Regions from separate parts of the Homo sapiens genome. Here all the other regions are linked to region 4. A link is an interaction called in ENCODE POLR2A ChIA-PET data of the cell type or tissue named here. Cell type or tissue: HepG2. All regions are shown on one strand. Each heading gives the region's core, and the rest is flanking DNA. Links, peaks and the distances in the headings are about the cores only.

What was found. ChIA-PET counts read pairs that join two places held together with the same protein. Peaks named below come from ENCODE experiments on the same cell type or tissue, not always from the same donor. Only the 100,000 strongest peaks of a DNase experiment are listed, where the experiment ranks them.
Region 1: POLR2A ChIA-PET joins it to region 4 with 25 read pairs; 6 of 35 experiments call an interaction of 5 or more read pairs at or near these places.
Region 2: POLR2A ChIA-PET joins it to region 4 with 15 read pairs; 2 of 35 experiments call an interaction of 5 or more read pairs at or near these places.
Region 3: POLR2A ChIA-PET joins it to region 4 with 14 read pairs; 7 of 35 experiments call an interaction of 5 or more read pairs at or near these places.

The regions. Positions count from the first base shown.
Region 1 is chr2:207,845,572-207,850,956 of GRCh38, forward strand. The region is part of intron 7 of PLEKHM3 (pleckstrin homology domain containing M3); the gene reads right to left. Among named protein-coding and RNA genes, the nearest start is that of FZD5, 78 kb to the left of the region's middle. RefSeq lists an enhancer at 3,602-4,101. In HepG2, for the core only: a CTCF peak has its summit at 2,561; DNase peaks (open chromatin) are centred at 480, 1,760, 2,450, 3,160 and 1 weaker place; H3K4me3 peaks cover 1,546 bases.
Region 2 is chr2:207,895,424-207,900,808 of GRCh38, forward strand. The region is part of intron 6 of PLEKHM3 (pleckstrin homology domain containing M3); the gene reads right to left. Among named protein-coding and RNA genes, the nearest start is that of PLEKHM3, 130 kb to the right of the region's middle. In HepG2, for the core only: a CTCF peak has its summit at 1,679; DNase peaks (open chromatin) are centred at 1,688, 2,248 and 2,698; H3K4me3 peaks cover 460 bases.
Region 3 is chr2:207,867,983-207,873,367 of GRCh38, forward strand. All of the region lies in intron 6 of PLEKHM3 (pleckstrin homology domain containing M3), which reads right to left. Among named protein-coding and RNA genes, the nearest start is that of FZD5, 100 kb to the left of the region's middle. In HepG2, for the core only: no CTCF peak of the experiment used is centred there; a DNase peak (open chromatin) is centred at 2,509; H3K4me3 peaks cover 854 bases.
Region 4 is chr2:207,745,487-207,750,871 of GRCh38, forward strand. CCNYL1 (cyclin Y like 1) reads left to right here. Exons shown (of 10, transcript NM_001330218.2): 8 at 1,561-1,727. Among named protein-coding and RNA genes, the nearest start is that of MIR4775, 6.6 kb to the right of the region's middle. In HepG2, for the core only: a CTCF peak has its summit at 758 (motif pointing right); DNase peaks (open chromatin) are centred at 765, 1,665, 2,585 and 5,053.

The DNA of each region.
Region 1 (5,385 bases), core at 257-5,256, 100 kb after region 4:
TAAAACACATCCATCTCCAACATATGATAAGGATGTAAGCCATCACTCAATAAAGTCACATATCTCGGTAATGCCTACTTAAATAATGAATTTCCTGAAATCACTTTAAAAGCCATTTAAAAGAAAATATGTTAATAACTACAGATTATAGTTGAAATTACAGAATAAAGCAAACTCTCTATTCATTCATGAATTATTTATGGAGCAGTTACTAAGTGTTGTCTTAGATGGAGCAGTGAGCAAAATATAAAAAGTCTATTCCCTCATGGAGCTTACATTATTTCAAAACGGTGGACTGAACTGCAATTTGGATTTGTATCTAAATCCCTTTGGGTAAACAGAATAAAAATCAGCCAACTTTACGGAAAACATCATGACAAACTATCAAACACAAATACAAAATGCTGAGCAATGGAGCAGAAGCAAAGATCTTACTCCTTTTGTCAATAAAAGCTTAAAACAGTGCCATATGCCTGGTATGAAGGTCCAGCAGAGTGGTGGCTTGTCAAAGGTCACACAAATTAGTAGCTAGGAACGACATCGAGACTTCTTTGTTCCTAGTCCAGTGATCTTTTTGTTTTTTGTTTTTGAGATGGGGTCTTGCTCTGTCGCCCAGGCTGGAGTGCAGTGGTGCAATCTCAGCTCACTGCAACTTCCGCCTCCTGGGTTTAAGCAGTTCTCTGCCTCAGCCTCTCAAGTAGCTGGGATTACAGGCGCCCGCCACCACACCCGGCTAATTTTTGTATTTTTAGTAGAGATGGGGTTTCACCATATTGGCCAGGCTGGTCTTGAACTCCTGACCTCATGATCCACCAGGCTTGGCCTCCCAAAGTGCTGGGATTACAGGCGTGAACCACTGCGCCTGGCCCAGTGATCTTTTTATGGACTGGCCTGCCTGTGTTTATTCGATGGATCTTAATGATTTTAGAGCCAATTAAAATTTTTTTCCTCCAGCCTGGGCAACATGGTGAAACCCCATCTCTACAAAAAAAAATACAAAAATTATCTGGGCGTGGTGGAGAGCACCTGTAGTCCCAGCTACTCGGCAGGCTGAGGTGAGAGGATCGTTTGAGCCTGGGAGGCAGAGGTTGCAGAAAGCCAAGATGGTGCCACTGCACTCCAGCCTGGATGACAGAGCCAGATCCTGTCTCAAAAAAAAAAAAATTTTTTTTTTCTTTAAAAGTACCCATTAATATAAGTTTATAGATTAAATGTGACTATTTTTCTGGTTCTGATACAATGTGATAAAAAATGCTGGATATAAAATTATATATTCAATATGATTCTAACTATTTAAAAATACATATGTGTAGAAAAATGGAGAAATAATGGAGAATATTTTCTTTAATTTTCTGTACTTTTCAAATTTTCTATAATAAATATCAATTAGTTTTATAGTTAGAAAGTTAAAATGAGTTAAACGATGAACAATTCCTCTTTAAACAGCAAAAAATTAAGCTGTCTGAAATGCTTAAAGCTAAGATGATCAATACAATATTAACCAGATACCTAACTAGAAGCTTGGTAAGAAATGTGTCTAGGTGACAGCCATCTATTCAAGTGACCAAATGGCCTCAAAACACAATGGTGGCTTCAGCAGCTAGGACTGTGTTTATAAATGCACCATATTTATCAAGTGGCTTAATGGCATAAAGGGTCAGGTCAGCCCTGAGGTTTTCACAGAAGTCTCAGTTATGTTAGCAGACATTCTGAAACATTTTGACATGTGAATACAGAAGCCACCAGGCCAAGGTGAAATGTTATTTACCAAGTTACTCTTTGACTAAAGTTTAAAATCCAGAAAAACTAGCATTGTGCTGAAGAGTTTTCATTAAAGAAAACTGTCATTGACACAATAAACACATTTAAGAGTGGGCAGTCAGAGCTGAAGAAGGGTCAAATTCCATCTGGGGAGTCATCACCCTGCCTCTGCCATGCACACGACATGTGAGCTGTCTGGGCTTCAAGTTTCCCACCCCCAAAATGTCTAAAGGGTCCCCACAGTCCCTTCTATCTCTATTAGTTTATAATTCTAAAACACAAGCGAGAGTCTGGTCCTCCACCATTGGTATTAGAGAACCACTGAGAAAGTTCCTCAAAATGTTCCTCTTCAACACCAGAGAAAGAAAAGAACGATTAGAAACAAACAGCTCCTCTGAAAAGGTACTCTACAGAGGAGCAGAAGTTTCCTTTAGCTGCTTCTAGGATCCCACACCTCACTGCAATACTCACTGAGTGGCTGCTTCCCAAGAAAAGCCACAGAAAGGAAATATCATTAAAAAATGGCATATACATTGGGGGAAGCTACTCCCTCCCTGAAGACCGGCCTAGCCAAGGCTGTTGTTCTCTATTGTTGAACAGGATGTAACAAGACTGCCAAGCGCAGCCCACAAACCTGCTAATTAGGTGCCCTGACAGTGTTTGTTTTGGAACCATTTACCAACAAAGGAATGTGTCAGGCTGATTAGGGAGAAAAGGGTATGTAATGTATGTGTATTTGAGTCCAGATGAGGGCATAATCCAGGTATTTAGTCTGTTTGTGCAAGGACTCACAAAAACAAAGGCCGAGCAAATAGGAAGCCACGGGGAAAGCCCAGCTTCTGGGCAGTGCTTCTCTCCCCTTCTCCTCTGGAGTTTTGTTCCACCTGCCTCCATCCCCACCCCTTCCCCACCAAAAAATTTTGCCTAAACACTTAACATGAAAGTCTCTTTCAAAAAGTGACAAACTACAGCTGGTTCCTCAGAAAAATGAAAGAGTCTTTGTAAGGTTACTGACACATCTGGGGCTTGATGGTTTTTTTGGCAGGTAAGTAAGTGACAACTTTAGGCAAAATCATCTCCACATTCAGCCTCCATGGAGCCTTCTCCATGCACTGTGCCCAGGGGCAAATCTAAGGGCAACAGGGCAACAGAAAACACAGCTCTTGATGGACTGATTGTTCAAGCTGTGCTGAGAACAATTAGGCATCTCAGCACCATCTATGGGAAGAAGTAGTTCCACATTTTATAATAAAGCAGGTTCCTTCTTTTTAAACAAGCCTTTATATGGTTTGAGTACAATTAGGCATTTGAAGCTTCATGTGTACATGAGGCTTAAAGAAGGGAAGAAAGTGCCAAGGCAAAGAACAAAGTCCATGCCCCAACAAGTTTAGGTCCTCAGGAGCAGGGTGGTATGGATTGCAGTGAAACGCAAAATGACAAAGACCAATTCAAAACGTTGAGCGTGTTGGGAGGAGTCTCCATGTTCTTCAGGACAAGCTGGACATTTCTGAAGTCCGGCCAGATGGATGAAAGCAATGGGGCTTGGACTAAGTTTCATGGGAGGCTGCCTTTTTTGGTAAGATTACCTGACAAAATAGATTTTAAAAATGAAAAAGCGGATAAACCCTGTTAGAAGCTCATCTGCTATGCACTTTTCCATGAGGCTGATGTTTGTTCTCAAGACTGATGTAGAAAATATTCTTTAAATGTGTGCAGACTGGCTGGGCGTGGTGGCTCATGCCTGTAATCTTGGCACTTTTGGAGGCCGAGGCGGGCGGATCACTGGAGGCCAGGAGTTCGAGACCAGCCTGGCCAACATGGCGAAACCCCATCTGTACTAAAAATACAAAAACTAGCCGGGCATGGTGGTGCACACTTGTAATCCCAGCTACTCAGGGGGCTAAAGCTGGAGAATCGCTTGAACCCGGGAGGTGGAGGTTGCAGTGAGCCGAGATCCTGCCACTGCACTCCAGCCTGGGCCACAGAGCGAGACTGTCTCAAAAAAAAAAAGTGTACAGACTAGATGTAGTAGCAGAGTATGCTAACTCAAGTGGTAAGCAGGTAAGATTTTGGTGTTAATAAGTTCAATGCCCTGTGTGCCACCATTATTTCTTAGAAGAGGGGATGGAGTGGTCAACTACTTGTGCACAAAGAAAAACTGGCAAGCAATGTCCAGCCTACACCTCTGAATTCCAGTGCTTTAAAAAACAACCCTTTTTAGAAGAGTAACCACAGAGCTGCCGATGCCCTACTAACAAAGGAAGAACACCTCCTCTGATGCCTTCCCTGGTGTTAGTGAATGTTGCTGACCAGGGCAGGCTTATGCTGTCATCAGTGAAACACCTTAAATGGTATGTCAATTGCTTCAACCTTATATAGAAAGCTTTAGTGTTACCTCAGACTTGTGTTATGCTCCTCTATCTTTGGAGGTGTTTTATATTCCCTTAACTAATTAGTTTATTTAAAAAATGTTGTCAGTGTTCTTATGAATGCATATATACTTAGGCAAGCTTAAACCAAACAGTAAGTATTTATGTAACGCTTAGTCCATTTCGTGTTGGTAAAACAGAATACCTGAGACAGGGAAACATTTTTTTAAAAGTTTATTTGGCTCCTGATTCTGGAGGCTGGGAGGTCTAGGAAACATGGCACTGGCATCTGCTCAGCTTTTGGTGATGCCTCGAGCTGCGTCACAAATGGCAGGGAAGTGGAAGGGGAAGCAAGCATGTGGAAAAGGACCAAACACAGGAGGCAACTCGCTTTCTAGCAACCCCCTATCACCAAACTAACCCAATCCCTCCAGAACTCATCCATTCCTGTCAGAAGGAGATTAATCCATTTTAACGACCTCATCACCTCTTAAAGGCACCACCTCCCTACACCTCTACGCTGGGGACCAAGCTTCAGCAAGATTTTCTGGGGACACACCATATTCAAACCATAGCAAATGCCTACCAGATGGAGGATACCAACACCAGTTTTCAGTAGAATCTTCTCATAGAATACTCACATTTAAATACAGTGCCAAGTGGCATAAAGGTCACAAAGTCTTTAAGTACAATGTTCTTCATAGTGAAAAACCTAGGAGGATGACTTACATGTCACATGAAAAACTCACGAAAGCCAAATGGACAGGACAGAAATGATGGAACTGATTTATCACAGTTGGTTTATTTTCTAAGTCCCATGTTAAAAATGCATGCTGAGGGTTTTTAAGATGAAGTGTTTATGTACTTGTAATCTCGAAGCATTTCAAGGTTCAGAAATAGCATCTCTGCAGAAATGTAGAAAGCAGGATTGTCTCCTTAGCAGCATTAGGAAAGGGATCTTAATAACGAGAGAAGATTAGGGATGTGTAAAAATGTCAGAAAGAAAGCTGCATAGGAGGCAATTTAAGGATTAAAAAAAAATCTAAGTCCTGGGTCATTTTGTGGATTTATGTGACTTTTTTGCTTTTATATTCATTGTTTTCCCTTAAATCATAGAGCAGTGTCAGCCTAATCTTCTGATTTGTAATTCTTAAAAGTTAGAGCCCTTCCTGGCCAGGCACAGTGGCTCACGCCTGTAATCCCAGCACTTTGGGAGGCCAAGGCGGGTGGACCACGAGGTCACAAGATTGAGACC
Region 2 (5,385 bases), core at 237-5,236, 150 kb after region 4:
TCAAATCCGTAGTTTTATTACCCGTGATTGCCTAGCCTACTTTCTCTCTGTGCCCTTGACCTGTGCTCTAGCCAAGAATCCTTTCACAGTCTCCTTCCCCTGATTTCCTTTGTTGTTCAGCTCTAAAGCTTCCCTTATGGTGCCCCATTCCCTTAATGTCCCTTATAGCCCAAGTTCTTAAATAGTTCCACCTCTTGGAAACCTCAGCTGCAATGGGCTCTCTGTTGTTAGCCCAAACACAAATGCCAACTCACAGTTCACCAGATAACCTGACTGGTGCTGCCCGTTTTAGGAGGAAACCCGCTAGGTGGCATATTACCTTCTGCATGTTCTTACTGGCCAACTTTTGTTTACTGGGCATTATTTTAACTGCCACTGAATTGTAAGGTATTAAGACAACAATTTGTCTTTAAGGAAAATATAAAATCAGTATATTTAACTTGTTTTAATAAGCTGTCCTTCAGATCATATTTGTCAAAATGCTTAAAGCTGTTATTTCCTGACAAAAAGTTGAAATAGTTGACCTTTGGCAAATGGAAATCCAGCCATTTGTCAGTTAGAACTGAAGGTGCTGAGCCTACACTCAGCGACCTGGCTCTCATTCCAGGTTCCTTGCTGCACCCAGAAGCCTGGATACTTCGTGCAAACTGGCTGGGAGCCCCCAGAAAGCAGATACACGCAGAAAGACTTCCACAATTTCATCACTTCTCGAGCTCTATAAAATCACAGAATGAGGGCCCTAGAGCTGGAAGGGGCTGTAAAGATTGTTTAATCCAATCCTCTCACTTCACGAATGAAGAAACTGGGATTCGAGAAGTAAAGTAATACAGTTTCCATCCAAATACATGCCTGTGGTCCTCTTCCTGGGAACTGATATAGTTGCAAGGCCATAGCCAGAATAAAAAGTGACCTAAATGGGCTGTACTGTATGAAATTGTCATCTAAAGATGCCATACATCTTTAACAGAGGTTAACAGGATGGAAAATAATCCCTACCCGGGTTAAGTTAAAAATCCATTTTTTAAAAAGAAAGAAACTCAGCTTTTACAAAGTGATGAGAAATGATAGGGATTGGAATATTTTCAGAGGTAAGCTGTGCCTCCACTTCTGACTAAGACTTAATGGAACAAATGCATTCAGGGAGATGCATGGAATTTAAACACAATTCAACATCAGTTAATTCTAAGAGTAAAGGCCCTTCGGTCCAGTTCCCTTCCACCTCAATGTTAAAGGAAGCTAGAAAGCCAATTACATTCACAGCAGGGCCTCTCCCCTACTGCAAGGGAAGAATGTACTGCAAATTCTATGTGTGCTTTACAAGCTAGTAAAACTATAATTGCAGGTGGGAAGGAACATGGCGTCTCTTTGTTTCTGCCAACATTTCAGTCTGGTAAGCTTCTCTCCGCAGCTGTAGAAAGAGTGTGGACTCCATGGTTTTCTTTAAGCACAAAAATGTGTACTCCAGGATTCTACAAAATTTACAGAAAGACTGCTTTTTGTTAAAATTGAAAAGACGTCTGTGCATAGCCCACCAAAAGGTCATGCATTCTTGCAAGAAACAAGTGGCAAGATTCAGAGGGTAGGTAGTACCACTCACTCAAGCGCAGGCCTAGGGAGAGTTCCTTGGCTCAAGAGGGTGGGGGCTCTCCAGGTGCAATTCCCCTATGGAGCCACTGGGGAGGTCTGGTCTAGGATCATCCTGGAGGCAAAAGGAAATGAAGCTATTCTGCATTCCCTACCAAGGTGCTGCTCCATATGGTGACTATATAGCTGCAGCTATAGCAGGTTTCTATGGCCTAGATTCCCCTACGGAACATGAGGGGGAAAACTGAGACATAGCAAGCATTGCTTTTGTGGCAATGGTTGTGGTTTAGTGTCCACAGATGCAGTGTCTTGATGACGCTGAAGAAAACTCCCAGGAGCCGTTTATACAAGGTCCACACCTCACAGCAACACTAATAGCAATACTCTACCCCTAGTAAAGTGCCTATCTCCTAAGCCCTTAAGTGTCAGGCAAAGTTCTAAGTGCTTTATGCATACTAACTCTAAGGCCTCACAACAACCTTCGGGGGCAGGTACTATTATTCTCACTTCAGAGATGAAGTGCTTAAGGCACAAAGAGAAGTGACTTGCCCAAGGTCACCTAATATTTCTGGGGTGAGTCGGCATTTGAACATAGACAGGCAGCCTCCAAAGCTGCAGTGTGTGACCGCTGCAGCGGCCAGCACCTCTGCAATGCCCAATGTTGGATATCATCATCCCTTAGGAGACCTTTGCTCCAGGCAGAAACTCCATCCCATGTTCACCTCACACTGGCGTGCTGGCCTCCTAAAAGCTCCTGACAGCCATCTTAATTTTGATTTCTATTTAATTTTCTACCTCACAAAGCAATGTCAGGGTGAGGGAGTCTGGTGATACCTTTAGAATATGATTTATCAACCAACAGCTTAAGGGAATGTAGGGCTTCCTTGCTGCCACCTGACCTTTGTCTTCAGCCTTCCTAATGTTTGCATTGCTGCCCTGACCTTGCAAAGTGACCTGGAATAGCTTGGCTGTTTCCTTGTGTGTGTCCACTTTCAGAGTCCAGCTGTCAGCCTGTGCAAGTCTGCCAATTAGTATCTCAAGGGTTTGGGATGGGGTCTGCCGCCTTTTGAGGAGCACAATCTAACACTAACCTCCAAATTCCTTCTCGTAATTCAGCATTCATTAGTTTGACGGAACAAAAGCAGGCATTCTCTATTATAAAGCAGAGGTCAAAACTGGTGGCTGTGTTTTGTTTGGCCTGCAGAGTGTTTAAATATTGAGAAATTTCACATAAAAATACAGATTTCCGGCTTCTCTTGGAAAACGGGAAGAGCAGACAACTCTGGGGCTACTGAGTAACAGCTGCCCCTTTCAGATATGGAAGCTCTCTCTGGTTCATCTGCACAACCTGTCTCCCCTTGGGCCTGCTTCAGGGACAGATGCCATTTGCCTGGTCTCTGCAGGAATACCAATCAACATAGCTCTATTCTAGAGCCAGAATTCCCTCCTTTAAAACGTGAAATGGACCAGGCGTGCTGGCTCACGCCTGTAATCCCAGCACTTTGGAAGGCTGAGGCGGGCAAATCACTTGACCCCAGGAGTTCGAGATCAGCCCGGGCGACATGGCGAAAACACATCTCTACCAAAAAACCCCACAAAAATTAGCTGGGCATGGTGGTGCAAGCCTGTAGTCCCAGCTACACAGGGGGCTGAGGTGGGAGGATTGCTTGAGTCCAGGAATTCAAGGCCAGCCTGAGCAACATAGGGAGACTCCTACCTCTATAAAACATTTTAAAAATCAGCCGTAGCGTGGTGGCGCGTGCCTATGGTTTCAGCTACCTGGGAGGCTGAGATGGGAGGATTGCTCGGGCTCAGGAGGTCAAAGCTGCAGCCAGCCATGATCATGCCCCTGCACTCCAGCCTGGCCAGCAGAGTAAGAACCTGTCTCAAAAAAATAAATAAATAAAATAAAATAAAATAAAATTCCAGGAGCAAATGTGTTGATGGTTCACTAGGCTTTAGCCGGAAGTTCAAATAAAAGCCAAACAACAATATGAAAAGCTGCCTCCATCAGCCTTCTAATGTTTCCTCACAAAGATGGGTGTAATATTGTTGAAAAGCTGCAAGTTCCAAATATGGAGGGAATCGCAGGCCACTATCACATGGAGACAATGATGTCCGCTAAGACACATGTGGCAATGCTGTCTTCTGAGGTTGCCATGCATCCTGGTTACATTTCTGAATTGGGTGAAGTGCTGGAAACCTCCTCAGCCCTCAAACATCTGAATAGATAGTGCCTTCTGGTTATCCTTCTAGTCCCTTGAAGACCAACTGTGGGTGTGGTGGGATGGCTAGTCCAAGGCATCAAGGGATGAAATTCTACTGGACATCACCAAGTGGAACAGAATCATGAGCAGCTTTGACTACAAGTTCCTGGCACACAGACAGAGTGCAAGAGTTTGACCATAATCAGTAAGAATCTAGTCCGTTTCTGAGAAAATGTGCCCTTTCAATTTCAGGGGTAACATGGCTCCTGATACATAGTACATGCTTAATAAATATTTGCTGAATGAATAAATGAATAGGGAGAAAACACCCAGCGAGGGGCTTGGTGACAGAGTTGGGCTCACATTTCAGGTGCACAGGTGGGATGGAAAGATTTAAAACTCAATTCCTCGTTCTTGCACCTCAAGGCACATCCCAGAATCTTTCATTTCTGAGGGAAGTGAAGCGATACCGTTTTACTCATTCTACGAATGTTTTGTTGAGACAATTTATCAGAATAATCCTGAAGCATGCAGACAGTGTTAAGAAATGTCACAGTTGGTAGTGAAAATTTTCTTTAGCTTGCCCCCATGGAAGAAACACTGTAGATCAGATCATTAGAGTGGTTTAAGGTTACCATGGCCTCAAAGTTCTCTTCCTAGTCCTCTCTCTCTGGCTCATGATTATGGGCCAAAATTTTAACTTACAGTCATAGCCTCTAGGAAGCCTTCCCTGATGGCCAAGTTACTGGGTGTTCTGGTTACTATTACTGCAAAACAAATTACCCCAAAACTTAGTGGTGAAAAAAAACCAACGAACAAAAACCTAGTGGTGCAAAACAACCATTTTATTATGGGCTCACACATTTTGTCGGTCGGTCAGGACTCCAGGAAGGACACTGTGGAGATGGTTTGTTTCTGCTCCATAATATCTGCAGCCTCATCTCTAGCCTAGGTGAGAAGACTTGAAGGCTAGCAGCTGGAATCATGTGGGGCTGTCTTCACTCATCTCTCTGGTGGCTGATGATCGCTGCCAGCTAGAACAACTACCATATGAGGCCTGTTCATGTGGTTGTTCTATGAGGGCTAATCTGGACTTCCTTACAACATGGCCACTGGGTTGCCATGAGTGAGCATCTCCAGACAGCACCAGGTTGGAGCTATATCACCTTTTATGACTTGGCTTTGGAAATCACATGGCATCACTTCCATAGTCACAGACCTGCCCAAATTCGGGGAGAAGGAACACAGATCTCACTACTGAATAGGAGGAGCATCAAAGTCACAGTGTAAGAAAGACATGTGGGATGGAAGATACTGTTGCAGCTATTTTTGCAAAATACAATCTGCCACACACTTGGTCAGATGTATTCCCCAAGTACCCTAGGTTCAACTCCGCTGACTTCAACAATGCCTATCTGCCTCTCTCATCAGACTGTGAGCTCAGTGAGGGAAGGAATTGTGGCTTAATCACCTTTGCCTCCTCTGTGGCTAGCTCAATGATTGGCACACAGAAAGCATTCAATCAATACACACTTGTTGAATCAAACTGAATAGAAATGAAGAACCAGAAAGACTCCTGGGGCCCTTTCATGAT
Region 3 (5,385 bases), core at 255-5,254, 120 kb after region 4:
TCTGAAAATGACTATGGGTGAGACAAAGTCAAATGAGGCATCCTGGCCAACAAGTACACAACAGTGAGAAAAGTCAGACATTTGAACTCTGCTATGTCAACCCTAAACTGCTGTGACTTGCTAGAGTGACCACAGTCCTCAACAGGGCTCAGCGTGGGGAAAAGTCCTAGAAACAGTGTGCTCTGGCTAGAGTTGATGCAGGGGAATCTACTATCACTGAGATCAAGCCAGGACCAACTAGGACAAAATAAACTTCAAAATGACTTCCTTAACTGGTCAAAGCTTATTATTATTTTTTTTTTTTAAATCTAAACATGGTAGAGTTTTTGCTTCTCAGAAACTGGGGTATTTTCCAATGGATAGTGGTGGACTCATTAGGGAGTCTCCCAGAGGGGCTGGCCTTCGGGAGCTTTCCATACCCCATCATAACTCAGTTGTCTCTGGGTATTGGGAAGTAGTGGGGTAGAGTGGAAAAAGCAAGGCTGATCTGAGGACAAATTCTAGCTCATCTACTTTCCAGCTGTGAGACTTTGGCAAGCTACTTAACCTCTTTGAGTCTCAGTTTCCTTAACTGAAAAATTAGGACAGTATCCACTTTGCAGGGTTGAGAGAAGGATCAGATTTAATACATTGAAAGCATCGAATATAGTTTCTGACTTACAGCAAGGGATCAATAAATAATAGCTAATTAGCTTATCCCAATCTAAATAGAGATTTTCTATGATTTAGACTCATTCCTCCTTTTAAACACTTGAGATTTACATCAAGGGGAAGGAAAAAAGCTATGAAGGCCACATGTCATTTTTTTTTTAAAGGAAGACATCAAGTTGTTCATCTGTTTGGATGGGATCAGTAGAAATTAATGTAAAGCAGTCACATCCATTTCTTCTGATATTATCTGTTTGGATGGGATCAGTAGAAATTAATGTAAAGCAGTCACATCCATTTCTTCTGGTATTGCTGTAAATAAGAAAACAGGGCTTGTACAAGCATACGTAATTTTGCCAAGGCCAAAATGCTAGGGGGAAGACATTTAACATGCCTCAAACTTAATCTGAATCACTTACGTAAGATAACATCTTAGCAACACCTGGAAATTGTGTCTTACTCCTTTCCTACTTGTACTTAAATTAGTCATAGGCTAATATAACTTTATAACAACCCCTCAAAAAGTCAAAAGGACACTTCATCTTTAGCATTAGAAGGCTGGTAGTTTTTAGTTAAACCAGGCGGTCATTTGGTAATATGACTAGTGATAGTGAAACAGACCTGAGATGAGGTTTAGTTATCTCTATTTATTCCCTCAAAGGGCATGTCTACGTGAACAAAATCATGACAGTGTAATTAGAAGGAAACGTGTAGCTCTTCCCCCATTTCCTTGCTTCCCTGCACTCAACCTCCTTTCCCTTTCTCCATATACCAAATTGCCCTATCTCCTTGAGAAAAGGCAGATGTCCAAAATAGGGTGAAAGTTTGTTTCTGTTTTCCATTAAACTTAATGTCTTGTACTAAGGAAGGTACTAGTCTGATTTATTTACTTGGGGAGTGTGTATATATGACTATTTCAGAGGTGTTATACTAACTGGGTATTCAAAGAATACACATTTTCATTTGTAACAAAATTAGGTCACTTTATTGCCCTGTAACACAAAGACAAAATGTAGCATCAAGCTTGTATCGGCTTCCAGATTTTGCTATTTTTCCACCTTTGCAGTCTGTCTATAAATTCTTTTCACCATCATTTTAGGTACTTCTAGAACTCAAGGAACTGCCAAATATCACTTTCCACCATCCAGTCCCTGACAAATATGTCAAATATGCTTACCCTTCTTGTGTGAAAGAAGCCCATGAAATCTGCCTGGTTGAACTTCCAGCTCAGGGATACACACATTTTGCCTCCCTCTTCTATTCTGGTCAAGATGGTCAGCATTGGAATTTGAGGCCTATGGCTTTCTTGCAGACTAAGACAACAGACTTTATTTGATTTACTTTCTTGCAGACCAATCAAAAATTACAATTAAGTTAAAAAATAACCTAGTGCTGCCTTCCCCAAACCACAGTTTCAGAAACAGCTGCTTATTACTCATGTGTGGCACCAGGAAATTGCAGTGTCATGTTCAAGGTCTGCAGCCAATAGAGATCTGTGGGATTGGGAAAAGGGCACAAATGATTCTTTTATGTTGGTTACCTTCACTCCCTCAGCACCACCACAAAATTCAAAATTTATGGGGGGCGGAGAAGACAGAGAACTAGTAACCTGGGCAAGAAAAAAGAGAGGAAAAAGCTCTTTCTCATCAAATTTCCTTATGCATTGGCTAATTCCTTCCCTCTGATTTGTCAATTTACCTTCCATTTCAAAACAAGCTTCCTTAGCCATTGTGTAACATCTAGATTTGGAGCGACTGTCGGGAATGCTTTGGTGAAGAGGGCTGCTGCACTTGACAAACAACTCCGTCTCTGAAAGTCTAACCAAAAGACCCAATTCACAGTGAACGGTCACCTGCCACTCACTAGGAACAGGCTGGCTTGACGAAATGGAAGAATCAACATTGTCACACATTGTGAAATAATTTCCCATATAGTTCAGTTGCATTTGCCTGGCCAGACAACCATGAAAGGTTGCATTTTGTTTCTAGGGTCATTTCTCAGTTCATTTAATAGGTGGGTAGAGTGAAGTCTAGTGGCCTTGGCCAGGTGAGTTCATGGGAAGTTAGGAAAAAACAGCCTGTGGATTCTGCTCAAGCTTGAAAATCCTAACACACCTCACGAGACTATTCTGAATCCTCAATTTTAAATTTTACTTCTCTTACTCATCAATCCTTAAAAATAGAAAATGAAAAGTAAGCTGGATGTGGGGGCTGATGCCTGTAATCCCAGCACTTTCGGAGGCCAAGGTGGGAGGATCACTTGAGCCTAGGAGTTCCAGACCAGCCTGGCAATGAAGTGAGATCCCTATCTCTGTAAAAAATTAAAAAATTAGCCGATTGCAGTGGTATGCACCTGTAGTCCAAGCTACTTAGGAGGCTGAGGTGGGAGGATCCCTTGAGCCCAGGAATTTGAGGCTGCAGTGAACTACGAGCTATGATTGGGCCACTGTGCTCTAGCCTGGGTGACAGGGCGAGACCCCATCTCAAAATAAATAAATATCACCAAAGTATATGGGATATTCCTATTTCAAAAAGTTGTTCAAAACTCCATTTTCCCATAATTAACCTTTGAGCTCCTTATCATGGCTCAATGCTGGGATGTTTGTACATAAACATAGAAGTGTCTCTTTTCTAATTAGCTGCTCCTCACCCTCCCCAATCCATTATGGGACTACTCTAACAAGACTTAAATTTTGGCTAATCAAGCACTTTACTGAGGGTGGATTGTGATGCCACCAATTAGCTCTTATCTGATCCTCTCCCAAAGGTGATAATTTCTGCTTAGAGCTGGGAAACTATGTGATAGTTTAATCTGGTTTAATGCAATTGGGTAGATTTATGAGTGGCCACCATCACTCCTATCAAATTACATTTTGCTCTCTGCTGGAAACTAGGTCTTAGGGAATAAAAGATTTAAAAAATTTCAATTTCATTTTTCTCAGTGGCTAGAATGGCAAAGATGAAACCGAGAAGGCACATTTCTTATCCAGAAAAATATATGGGATGGGGTCTACTTCAGACAGCTTTTCTGCACTAAGTGCCTCAAGGGTTGTGGTTTAGTTAAACCACAACTCCATGGAACTTAATGAAGCATTTGCAAAGAGTAAGTACAAGAATGTGGTCCAAATATTCTGAGCTCAAAACAGGTTATATGATCTGATATAGGTACATGTGTTTTATTTATGAGGAAAATAAACTACAGTATTTTAAATTGAGACAATTCCAGAAAATTCTCATAGATGGTCAGCAGAATTGTGCTTCTCTGTTGAGTTAGTTACATGTTTGAAATAAATCTGATTTAGGTCTCTACTATTCCTTTTAGCCCGAGTTCTGACATTACTGACTCATTGAGCAGTAAATGAGGAAAAGTTCTAAGCAGACTTTTTAACTCACCTTCGTTACTTAATATATGAGAAAACTGAGCCCAGAGAGGTGATGAGCTCTACCTAAGATCACCCAGCTAATTAGTGACAACTTCTGACTCACTTTCTTAAGCACCCCTTGCTACTCCAAGGAAGGGGCCTTTCTGAGGGCATCTGAGGTCAGAGTGTAGCCCCAGGATTTGGTTCAGCTCAGGAATTCTGAGGTCACTGGATGCCTACTGACCCACCTTGTAGAAATGTAAGATTTCTAAAACTGAGTTCCTGCACAGAAGCAGGATTGTGCAGACTAAATTAGCCCAGGTTTAGATCCACAGTTTTGATCTGAACTGGATCTGCCTTTGGCTTATTGAAAAATAATACCTCTAGTCCTTATATGAAGTTCTTGTATAAAAATTCTTTTAATGGTCACATCTCATGCAATTTTCTGAATATGAAGATGATCTTTAACAGCATCTTATTGGCTCAACTAGGGGAAACTCATAAATTAAAGTTACACAAAATTCTGTGACAGAAATGGATTTATCATCAACTTAAACCCGAGGCGGCCGGGCGCAGTGGCTCATGCCTGTAATCCCAGCACTTTGGGAGGCTGAGGGGGATGGATCACCTGAGGTCAGGAGTTTGAGACCAGCCTGGCCAACATGGCGAAACCCCGTCTCTACTAAAATTACAAAAAAATTAGCCGAGGGTGGTGCTGCATGCTTGTAATCCCAGCTACTCAGGAGAATCACTTGAACCCGGGAGGCGGAGGTTGCAGTGAGCCAAGATCGCGCCAGTGTACTCCAGCTTGGGCAACAGAGTGAGACTCCGTCTCAAACAAACAAACAAACAAACAAACACCTTAGGCTATTTGCCAAAACTAGAGAAGTAACTTTATTAAAAGGAGAAGCAACTACAGCTGAGGAAAAACAGAAAGCAAAACAAAGCAACTCCCTGTATGTACGTATGTGGGAGAAACTAAAGAAATATGGCTTTTCAGAAACAGAGGAAAAACAAAAGTAGCATTACCTGATCATGTAGGGGAATGAACCATAAGAGTTAGGAGAGACATGAAAGGCTGAGAGCAAAGAAGGGAAGAAGTAGGGAAGGATGAAAGCAATAATAATAATAATAACAATGATAGTGATATTTAAAAAAAGAAGAAATTGGGCTTGATGGTTCTGTGGCAATTTTTTTTTAAGTTTAAAAAATAGAGAACACAGGCTTATAAAGAGGGAAGAAAGTTTCATTGCTCAATGAAGCTGATTGAGATCTGAAATGGGAGTTGGAAATCTTGGTTTCTATTCCCAGCTATGTCCCCAGTAAGCTCTATGACCTTTTCTGTTAATCACTTAACTTCTCCATGCCTCAGTTTC
Region 4 (5,385 bases), core at 254-5,253:
GTTAGGATACTGAGAGTGCAGAATTTGGGGGAAAGGGAACAGAATCTCTCTTAAGAACATGTCATGTTCAATATCCATTTTTGAAAACACAGTCCAGTTTGGAGAACACTGCCAGATCTGATCTGCCTATCTGATAACCTTCAGACAGTAAATAAGCTCTGTTAAAATGAACTTTTTTCAGGCTTGGCACAGTGGCTCACGCCTGTAATCCCAGCACTTTGGGAGGCTGAGGTGGGCAGATCACTTGAGGCCAGGAGTTTGAGACCAGCCTGGCCAACATGGTGAAACCCCGTCTCTACTAAAAATACAAAAATTAGCCAGGCGTGCTGGCGGGTGCTCAGCTACTTGGGAGGCTGAGGCAGGAGAATCGCTTGAACCCAGGGGGCAGAGGTTGCAATGAGCCAAGATTGCATCACTGCACTCCAGCCTAAAAAGATTTCTTTTTGTCTTGATACAGAGTTCAAACAGCATATAGACATACTCTTCCACAGAGAACCCTTTGAGGTAACAGCAAATTACAGCTTACCTCTGAAATCTTTACTCAGCTGTTCACTTTGCTCAGTTCTTTGAAGGATGTTTGGTAGATGTAAAATAATTCATGAAATTGTCTCATAAACTGCTTGGCAGGTTTAGAGGAATACCAGGGGTCCAGAGACATCCTTTTGTCCATCTGTGTTCCTTGTGGAGGCACTGAATACGGGGAATATTTTACAGCCTAAAGACCTGTCATGCTGCTCTGCACAGCAGCCACTGGGTGGCTCTCTTGACCAGCAGTTCTTCAAGCTAGTGCCACAAAAGGGTTAGTTACTGTGAAAAGGAGAAGGTAAAAATGTGCTCAGTATTACTTGGGTTTTACATATTTGAGCATAATATAGCTACCTGTAAAATTACTATCTACCATGCAAGTATGATACATTGTACCTGGTAGGCACTCATTATTTATTGAACAACTCTATTATGGGTGTGGAGGTGATAAGAGTGCCTCTCTTGATGATGCTGTTTGCTGAGATGTCCAGTCATTCCTGTGACTGGGTGGGAAATGTATATGGGCAGAATAGGCAGCAGAGATATCTGACCTACAACTGTGATTTAGTGTCTTGCTTTGGCTGAGTAAGCAAAGTCTCTGTAGAACATAAGAATAAAAGGCACTTATTTTCTGGTCAAAAACAAAAGAAATTTGTCAGTCATGAATTCTTATCAAAGCATTTCGGGGCCGGGCGCGGTGGCTTACGCCTGTAATCCCAACATTTTGGGAGGATCTGGTGGATCACCTGAGATCAGGAGTTCGAGACCAACCTGACCAAAATGGAGAAACCCCGTCTCTACTGAAAATACAAAAATTAGCTGGGCATGGTGGCGCATGCCTGTAATCCCACCTAGTCGGGAGGCCGAGGCAGGAGAATCACTTGAACCTGGGAGGCGGAGGTTCTGTGAGCCGAGATCGCACCATTGCACTACAGCCTGGGCAACAAGAGTGAAACTCCGTCTCAAAAAAAAAAAAAAAGCTTATCAAAGCATTTAAACTGAACTAAAATCAAAGACCAGTGCTCTATTTTACAGGTTTACTTAGAAAGGCTTTTAACTTATGCTGAAATCGACATTTGTCCCACCAACTGGAAAAGGATTGTTCTGGGAGCCATTCTTCTTGCCTCCAAGGTTTGGGACGATCAGGCTGTATGGAATGTGGACTACTGCCAGATCCTCAAGGACATTACAGTTGAGGACATGTGAGTTTGTAAGGTTTTGGTGAACTTTCTAACCATTTTCCAGTATCTTATTCCTATAAAGTTAACAATTTAAGGAATATTTTTAAAGGTTACATTATGCAGATAATGGAAATAGGCATAAGACTATATCTGTCTATCTTTAGTATAACAGTTCACAATAGAGCAAGACTGTCTCAAAAAAAAAAAAACTAACTTCATATTTTCCATCATTACTTGGTAGGTTTTGATGTGTAATAATCTGCTTGATAAATTGAAAAATATTTTTTGGGTGGTTTTTGGCAAAAATCTTACAAGTATACTACCAGAACAACATAGCACAGTAAATATCTTTATTTTATTTTATTTTTTGTTTTGAGACGGAGTCTTGCTCGGTTGCCTAGGCTGGAGTGCAGTGATGCAGTCTCGGCTCACTGCAAGCTCCACCTCCCAGGTTCAAGCGATTCTCCTGCCTCAGCTTCCTGAGTAGCTGGGATTACAGTGGGATTACAGGCATGCGCCACCATGCCTGGCTAATTTTTGTATTTTTAGTAGAGACGAGGTTTCACTGTGTTGGTCAGGCTGGTCTTGAACTCCTGACCTTGTGATTCGCCCGCCTCCGTCTCCCAAAGAGCTGGGATTACAGGCATGAACCACTACGCCTGGCCTCTTTATGGCTTTTAAAAAGTTATCTGCCAGTTCAAGCTCCTTTCTCTTTTTCATTCATTCATTCATTCATTCATTTATATCTTTTCATGTGACCAGTAGGGTATAAACAGCCCTTAAAGGGCATATGTCTGGCCTTTGAAATAATTGTTTGGCCACTATTAGGTCTTAGGGCCTCTGGACTATTGAGAAGTTACGTAGCTTCAACCTGAGTCACACATTGTATATTTGCTTTTGCTAGTCTTTCCACATTTTATCTGAAGGTCTGTTTTTACAGAAGCCTTGAGATATGAAGATCCCTGTGCCCCTGACCCCTCCCCATTAGGAGTGTTTTTTGTATTTAGAAATTGGTCTCCTGAGTTAGGAAGCTCCAGCGTTCCCCTCAGGCGGTCTGAGAAGCACTGCTGGGGCATCATCCAACGCTCACCACACTCGAGAGGCTCCCTGGGCACTCGGACAACCACAGCACCACTTTGGGGGCCTTGAGTTACCTATGAGAGTGCAAGGATCCTTGCTGAGTCATGGAGTTCCTCACAGATGGCACCAATATGACCCTGAAACAGCAGCTTCATCAGGGTTCCTTCCAGGCTGGCCTCGTGTCGGCCGTGAAGGGAAGGGCCTTGGAGCTTGGTAGGCAGGCTGAGCCAGGGAGGCATTTCCAGCAAAGGCTCTCAGGGTGCCCACCAGACAGTGAGAATGGCTTTGTGGGTGGCATTTAGAAAAATATGAAGGAGCACCTCTTGATGATGTTGAGCAGCAGAGGAAGATCAAGGTCATGACAGGCAGTGGCAAGAGTTTGTTTTTATTGCCTTTGCCCATTACTCCATATGACTGTCATTCAGAATTACCATACCATATATTCACAACTGAAGTGAGGATACTTGTGACTAAAAAGGAACCAGTAATTGTGGTAGCTGTTGAAGTGGCTTCTGGTGAAGTTGACCACTTTACTGTTTACCGAACAGCCCTAGTGATATTGCTGGTAGCCGTTTTAGCAAAGGGTGTGACAGCAAATGAATTTGAAACAAATGGAAGTACTTTTGGAAATTGCAGAAACTAAAGTGACTTTGATCACTGCTGTCATCCGTCTGCAAACTGGTTTCTTGAAGGAAGCAAAATTTATTATTATGAACACTTAGCCCTACCATGATGGCAGCTAAAATGTTCTCAAAACCTGCAACTGAACTGACTGGTGCTCTAGTTCAAGATACAGTATCAGAGAACCTGCAGGGAAATGTGCAGGTTTCTACAGATGTAAGCTTCAGGAGCAGTGGTGGCAGGGGCCAGCTCCAAGAAGACCAGTTCTAAATAGTGCTGTTTGTGTATGCCCAGGGAAGCACCAGGAGCTATGCTACAAACAGGCTGCTTTTGTTTATGATCTTTGGAAAGCATTTCAACAAACTGTTTAATATACATTTGTCTCATCCCCCTGCTGTTGACTATTTGTAGTGGTCTCATTTTGAGTCTAAATTGAAACAATTTTAAATTGGTGTCTATCAGGTTTTTCTTAAAAATTTTCAACAGCTACATGTCCTGTTAGAATATATTTCCCTTTAAAAGAATAAGTTAAACTGAGCAGCTGCTATTCAGACGGTTTGCTGTGCCTGTAAAGGGTATGCTATTCAGCCACCTAGCCATTTAAAAAAAAACAAAAAACCTAGAAGATGCATATTCTGTAAGCATAATGCTTTTCTTCAGTGATTAAACCTCTATTAATATGTGTGTTAATCCTATGAAGTACTATATTTCTACACAGTTAAAATGTATTAGTGGAAAAAATATAAAAGGGATTGTGAAGTGCATTTATTGCTGTAGTAAATTAAGTCCTGGTTAGCTGATTATCAAAACATTATCTGATTTACATTTCTATAGGCTTATGGACATATGAACAGGAAATTAATTTTGGAAGTAGGTTCAGTTGGGTTTTTAAGCTCAGCAAATGAGAAAACCACATCTCTGCTCATATTAACTGCTCTCCATACAGGAGATCATCAAGCATTTGTTGACTTACCCAGTGGATAAAATATTAAAACTTTGAAACCAAGAAACCAAATATGTTGTTTAGGTATTTATCATTTTTATACAGTTAACTCCTTATAGGGATTACTGTGAAAGTGGTTAAGATTTTCTCTAGTTTTATGTTTATTTGCTTAAGCATTTGGCAAGGGCAGCTGTGTGGTCATGTAGCCGACTACTACTCCCAGCCCTTTCCTCTCCCATTGCATTCAGCTCACTCCTACATTCTGTTCTGACCAGGACGGTAGATACTGAGCACCTCAGGGTTTCATTCCCAACTCAGAAGAAACACTGAGTTTTTAAGTCCAGTGACCTACCATAAGTCATATCATAAAATGGGTTTAGTCTAGCCAAGACATCCACCTTTGATCTTTCTGCCTTCCAAAGTTTAAAGAGTATCCTCACCCTGTCATAGTGACAATTTCTCACCTTCATAATATTAAAGTGAGCAGAAACTTGCATTATGCCCTTTGACATAGCCTCATGCGCCGGGACAGGGGGAGGGGATTCCCTTCCCCTGTAATGTAGCTTGCTTATTTATTTATTTGAGATGAATCCTTGTTGCCTCAAGAGTTTTTCCCCCTCAGAGATAATAGCAGTGGCTCTTGATGGATCCATTTGTTGCCGTGGTGATATGCCTACTCCTTTTGTTGGTGCTTCTCTACTTCAATAAGCCCCTTCCTGTTATCAGCCTGGTGAAAATGTCTGCAAGTTCTTCAGAGCTAATAAACAGCATACATCATTCCTTTCATCTGATCACTATAGTGGGGCCTTGTGAGTGAGCGTGAAGTATGAATTGTACAGCTGCACTAATGGAACTCTGAAGAATGAGGCCCGAGTCAGCAGCACAAGTGCATCGGAGGCCGTAACCTTCAACCTTCATCCCAGTTCCAGAGTGCTGGGATGCAGAAGGGACCACAAGTAACTGTACCTTATGTGAACATTAGTATGTTAATACAACTGGGTAGCCTATATTTTAAAATAGAGTTTAGAGCCATTC